Regions from separate parts of the Mus musculus genome. Here region 2 is linked to region 1. The links are chromatin contacts, found by Hi-C or POLR2A ChIA-PET in ENCODE. All regions are on one chromosome and are shown on one strand. Each heading gives the region's core, a stretch centred on a gene start or an enhancer-like site at or near the end of the contact. The rest is flanking DNA. Distances are from core to core; before and after follow the strand shown.

Region 1 (2,940 bases), core at 315-2,814:
CACACGCACACCAATGAGGCAGGGGGAAATGAATATGAACATACACTATAGTATCAAGAGAGATTTAAGGTCAAGCCCTGCATCCCTCACTTAACTGACTAAGGGGCCTTGAAAGGTCACTTAACTAGTCCGCACCTTGGCTGTTTTATTAGCATTAGACATGCCTTGTAGACTTGTGATAAGGAACACCACCCCCAATGTAGAGTTTTGGCACTTTTTTGGGCTCCCTATAGAAAGCACTATTAGGTACCAAATATGCTACTTTAAGATAGTTTTTAATAATGCAAAAATCGCTAAACTGGTAATGTTTAGAAAATGTTAACATTTCCTAGAAGATTATATCCATTCCATGTTTCCACACAATCTGTTTCATTTAAAGGTACATAAATGTAAACTTAAAAGTATTAGCTTCAAATATTTGGTAACAATTGGTCAAACTGGAAACCTAATATTCTGTTAAGGGTGTTCATTTGTGTCACAAGTAGGGAAATATGAATAATATAAATACTATTTTTCTTTCATTCTTCAAGTAAATAGCCCAATAAATTACTCAGGGTCCAGGCACAAACTGTTTGTAGTACCAGCACTATAGGGCCTCAAAAGATGTGATGCCTTAAAAAATTATTAAAATTCAGAAAATTGTTCTCCTTTTTGCAATTACAACTTATATCCAATAACATGTAGTACACTCAAACAAAGATGGATCTTTTTAAAAATAGGTTTGCATCTAAAAAGGTCCTTCTTTGAAAATTGAGTTTGCTGCTTTGCATCTGAAACGAATAAAAGGTACAAGGTGGCAATTACTGAGTTTAAATATTTAGCTAGTATGTATCCAGACTGTTTTATCAGATTTTCTTCTTTGAATTGTAAAAAAAAAAAAAAAAAAAAAAAATTTATTCATCTGTAATTGCATGAATATAAGCACATGGAGGGCACAGAGTGTCAGATTCCTGGGACCTGGAGTTATGGTGTTTGTGGATTCCTTGCTATTATGTGGCTGCTGTTATACAACTGCAGTCCTCATGGTTATGCAGCAAGCAAGCTCACTTAAATGCTTAGCCATCTCTCCAACCCCTTCTTTGAAAACACTTTTTAAATTAAAAAAAATTAGTTTTATTTTATGTGTATATATCTGTATGTGTACTGCCCAAGTGCCTGGTGTCAGTGGAGATCAGAAGGTGACATCAAATTCACTGCTATTGGATTTGTGAATGGTTGTGAGCCCCCATGTGGGCGCTGGGGACCCATTGTGGGCTCTCTGCAAGAACAATAAGCACTCAACCCCTGAGCCATCACTCCAACCCACCCCTTTCCCCTTTTTGGGAAAGATCTCATGTACAGCAGGCTGACTACAAACTTGTTAAGCAGTCATGCCTTTACCTTGAAACTGATAGAAATACAAACATGTACCACCATGCTCAGCTCTATTATGTGTTTTCTATGCAAATCACCACATTGTTACTATCATCAACATTTCATGTGTAGCTGTGAGTCAACAGGGGTTGGCTTATTACTGCTGAAAGGCATTTGCCTCTAACACCAGCATGGAAATTACACCTTCTGAGAGATTTATGTTTCGAAGATGACATTTCTTCTGTGTCACAAGACACTAAAACGTTGACTTAAATCAGTCAGGTAAAGGGAGCGAACAGATGGAAGACTTAAGTCTAAATAAAGCTGAGTTTTTCTCAGTAGAGAGTATGCTTTAAGATCAAGACAGCCTACAAAGCTAAATGATACTATACATTATGACAGGGAACTTTCTTTGAGGATGGATAGATATTAAACTACCAATGAACAACAATCCCCAGGCCTGATTGGCAGTTTCTAAAATCAAAAAGTTCAAAGAGTTTAGAAATAGCACCTCTTTTTTGCTTAAAGTGTATGACATACAACAAAACTTCATTAAGAAGATGACAATCCAATCTCAGTACGGAGGCTCTCATGAGTTGTTTTCATGTTCTTGGAAGCTGCAACCATTTTCTTTAACCTAGCCCATGTTGTTAGGTTACAGAATATTAGAAGAGCTCTTTGGACCGTTGGCTGAATTGTTCCCCATGCTCAATGAAATAATTTTCATGCCTTGGTAAGCTCATTAGATATTTAATTATTTATTATTGTATCAAAGGACTTGGTATTCATTTATCACTTTGGACATTTAATTCAGAAATCCCTTTAAGCAAAATAGATCTTATAATATCAATATTCTCACCTTCACATTCACAGGATAGAGAATACTGTTAGAGATGCTTCACTGTTACCTTTTATTGGATAACATAAATCATTAAAGCAAACCCTGACACATAATTGACAGTTATAGCAAGCACCCATGTAAGTGAGATTAATAGCATCTTTTCTAATATAGCGAAAAACCAACTGTTTTTCCTCATAATCCCGATTAGCTCTGAAAACAACAATTGAGTAGATTTCAAGATAACAGAAGTGAAAAAGCAAACCTCTTGCTCAGATTAGGAATTGTCCTACAGCAGGTGTGCTGCATGGAAACACAGCCCGACCTCCTGACCTGACAGTCAGCCATTACTTTTTACCACTTATGATTCCTTCCTTTTAAAAAATTTTTCATTTTTCAAGACAGGGTTTCTCTGTGTAGTCCTGGCTGTCCTGGAACTGGCTCTGTAGACTTGTTTGGCCTCAAACTTATACAGATCCACCTGCCTCTGCCTCCCAAGTGCTGGGACTAAAGGCATGTGCTACCACTGTCTGGCTTCCTTCCGCTTGATTCAAGGATCTGAAGCACCACAAGTAATATTTAACTTGAGAAACAATTTAACAACTACTTTATCTTACCATTTGAATTTTTTGTCAGAGGTGGTCTTGGGCTAGCAGAATGGCTCCATGGGCAAAGGTACTTGCTACAATGCCTGATGGGTTTTAGCTGGATCCCTGGCACCCACAAGGTGGAAGGAGAGAATCAACTAC
Region 2 (3,187 bases), core at 547-3,046, 280 kb after region 1:
GGTGATTCTGTTAAAACGTGAATCTGGGCGCTTCATTCCCATGCTTCAAAACCTCCAGCCGCTCCCTCCTTCTCGTCAAAGACGACATCCTGATAGCTCTACTACCCTGGACTCTGCTGATCTAGGACATGTCCTCTTCCTCTCTCCTCTTGTCCTGCACTACTGCATTCACAGAGGCCCCCTGTAGGAATATTCTCATCTCAGGTCCTTGGCAGTTTCTCGTTTTTTTCTGTTCTCTCTCTCTCTTTTCTTTCTTTCTCTTTTTTCCTTCCTCCCTCCCTCCCTTCCTTCCTTTCCTTCCTTTCCTTTCTTTCCTTCTTTCTTTCTTTCTTTCTTTCTTTCTTTCTTTCTTTCTTTCTTTCTTTCTTTCTTTCAAGTTTTTCTCCAGGAACCGCAAGCTAACGCTCTCTCTCCCACCACATCTCTGTCCAATCGCATCATAACTCTCCCAGGTGGCCTTACTTTAATCTACTCCCCAACTCCAGGCCCTTATCACTGCATAATATGCTTTATAATCTACTTATTGAACATTGTTTATTATTCATTTTCCCTGGCCACAGGCACCATATGCTCTGTATTTGTCTTATTCAGATCTACATACCAGGCATCTAGAACACTGCCAGGCATATAGTTCACGCCCAGTAAATATTTGTAGCATTTGCTGAATGAATGAAGTTTCTTGACTCTAGAGAGTACAAACCAGAGGAGTGACACTCCTCAAATGAGTGCAAGCTGCCTCATCAAACTTTGGTCCTAACCGTGTTTGCCTCTGTGGGGACTATCCTAGATTATATAATATTTTAAGACTTGTATAATGCTGTATTCTATAATACCACATTCCTGATTTATTTATTTATTTATTTTTGTTTTTGTTTTGTTTTTCAAGACAGGGTTTCTCTGTATAGCCCTGGCTGTCCTGGAACTCACTCTGTAGACCAGGCTGGCCTCGAACTCAGAAATCCACCTGCCTCTGCCTCCCAAGTGCTGGGATTAAAGGCGTGCACCACCACTGCCCGGCTCTAATTTATTTATTTTTATTGTTATTTTAGTTCACGTGTATGAGTATTTGCCTGCACGGATGTCTGTGTACCACATGTATTGCTGGTGCCTTTGGAGGTCAGAAGAGAGAGGCTGACCTCCTGGAATTTGAGTTACAGATGGTTATGAGCTTGCTGCTGAGCCATTTCTACAGCTCCAACCACGTATGTCTTTAAAATCAATAACCAAGAGCGGTGTAACTACTTCTACACTGTCAACCAATAGCTAAACGTTGCTAGAAATTTTACTTCAGCAACATGCCTGCATGCAATTGGTCAGGAAATGGGTGAAACAGAATAAAGCAGCTGGTCCCATGACCTCCAAAATGCTCCGGGTCAATAGGAGTCAAAAGCCCAACTATTGGAGGGCCTTTCTCTGAAATGGTTTGTAATTGCAACCCAGCACCTCTCAGAACACATGCTAAAGGAAGAAAAGGAGAGCCGTTGCTACACGAGTCTATTTTTACTTTACTGGGCTTTATCAAAATCTCCCCCTGAAGTGGCTGGCCCAGCAGGGCCAAGAGATCAAGAACATCTCAATAGCACACAGCAGCCACTCTTCCCCGGTAAAAAACACGGGTCCCTGGAAGCCCTCCACTTCCCGCCTCCCAGGACAATGCTTTTAATTAGCTGCACCAGATTTCGAAGAGAACAAAAGCTCCCCACCCCTCACAGGAAAAGCTTCTACTGGAGATATCTCACTGGGGAAGCGCCTGGCACACAACAGGGAGACGAGAACATACAGGCTGTTCTGAGCTCCGCAAAGAGACACAAACTGGAGTCTCTAGGGAGTCTCAGAGGTTAAGCCAGCGCATTTTCGCTCCCTGTGACCACATCTCCCCCATCCCAACACTATCCCCCACCCTCATCCCCCTGTCCCGTCCAGCCCCGCCCCGCCTTCCTGGGGCCAACGTCTGAGGGCTTCACCTTCCTCCTCCCTCTCTCTAGAACTGTTGGGGTAGGGAACCTGGGGGTGGTAAAAGAAGCTTGAATAATCTTTAGAATCGAGCATCTGGGAAGCAGAGGAAGAAACTGGGAGTTTATTTCAGGTGACAGACATAGAGCAGGCCCCTGTTGTTTTTTTTTTTTTTTTTTTTTTTTTTCGAGACTAATAATATTTCTGGAACGGAGAGGCTTGAATCATACGTCTCTTCATATTGCTGTGTGGGAAGTTTCAGTTATGAGCCCAACAATCAGAGAGACGGTGGTTCGTTTAAGTCTCAGTGGAGCAGTGTGCAAAAGGAATCTGGAAGGATGTTGGGGTGGGAAGGGGTGGGTGCACACCGAAGAGGGAGCTATAAGGATAGGGGTAGGGATGGCTTCCCTGGAGCCTGTTTTGGGGAATAAAGAGGATGGGCTAAGAAGCCTTCTTTCCACCCCTTTGTTTCTCCCTTGAATGCCTTTTGAAAAACATGGGGAAAATATCTTGTGCAAGTGCCTCTTCCTGACTAAGCTCACTGTCAGGAAAGGAAAGTCCGTGCGCTCCAGTGGTTTATTTTTGTGACCAGAGGCTCCAGGCCCTGCACACAACACAGACTCTTCCTTGCTCTGATGGAAAGAAAACTGGGTGTGAGCCTCCCGTCCCAGGGGCCAGAGTGGAGGAACGGGTGTTATCTGAAGGCTTATTCTCCGTTTTAGGAAACGAGAATAGAGTATAGGCTACCGTGGGATAGACGTGGGGTGGAGTCCATTAAACCTGCTGGCAGTGGGAGCTTTTTTATATCAGTCTTTAGGCAAACAAGCATAGAATTAGACTTTAATTAAATAAGGCTTAAACGGCTGTGCTTCCCGGCGAGCCTGCTGGTCATTAAAGTTTACTGTTATCACCTGCTTCTGAGCAACCTGTAGCTCAGGACTGGAGGCTGGATTAGGGGTTTTACATTTGGACACATGGGCCAAAGGAAAGACCTGAGCATCAGCTACCCCCCCCCCCCCGGGGGAGACAAGGCCTCTCTGTACATTTTGCATATGTTCTGGGCAGGGACCCAAAAGATTCTGCGTTTTCCTCTCTGTCTTGCCTTCATAAGACAAGTGTGAATCTGTCTAACCTAGAAGAAAACAGGTTTGGGACTTGGTATCCCCCTGCCTCCCTCTGTCCCTGTCCTTCCTTAGAGATCACCTGCTGCAAGGAACGCTGGGACTTGAGGGCA

What was found. Hi-C counts contacts between places; a loop is a spot of excess contacts on that map. ChIA-PET counts read pairs that join two places held with the same protein, here RNA polymerase II (POLR2A).
Region 2: a loop to region 1 is called in a map of left cerebral cortex, with 1.9 times the contacts of the local background. The contact joins two enhancer-like sites. A Hi-C loop is called at or near these places in 1 of 37 maps with a recorded cell type or tissue (left cerebral cortex). POLR2A ChIA-PET finds 5 or more read pairs at or near these places in 1 of 5 experiments (embryonic stem cell).

The regions. Positions count from the first base shown.
Region 1 is chr1:157,165,842-157,168,781 of GRCm38, forward strand. All of the region lies in intron 9 of Rasal2 (RAS protein activator like 2), which reads right to left. Among named protein-coding and RNA genes, the nearest start is that of Gm30694, 46 kb to the left of the region's middle. Within about 2 kb of position 1,565, at least 1 of the 3 ENCODE cell types and tissues checked has a DNase peak (open chromatin) inside an H3K27ac peak, as active enhancers do; it is left cerebral cortex, where a contact is called at or near this core.
Region 2 is chr1:157,441,809-157,444,995 of GRCm38, forward strand. No RefSeq gene overlaps it. Among named protein-coding and RNA genes, the nearest start is that of Cryzl2, 15 kb to the right of the region's middle. Within about 2 kb of position 1,797, at least 3 of the 3 ENCODE cell types and tissues checked have a DNase peak (open chromatin) inside an H3K27ac peak, as active enhancers do; they include left cerebral cortex, where a contact is called at or near this core.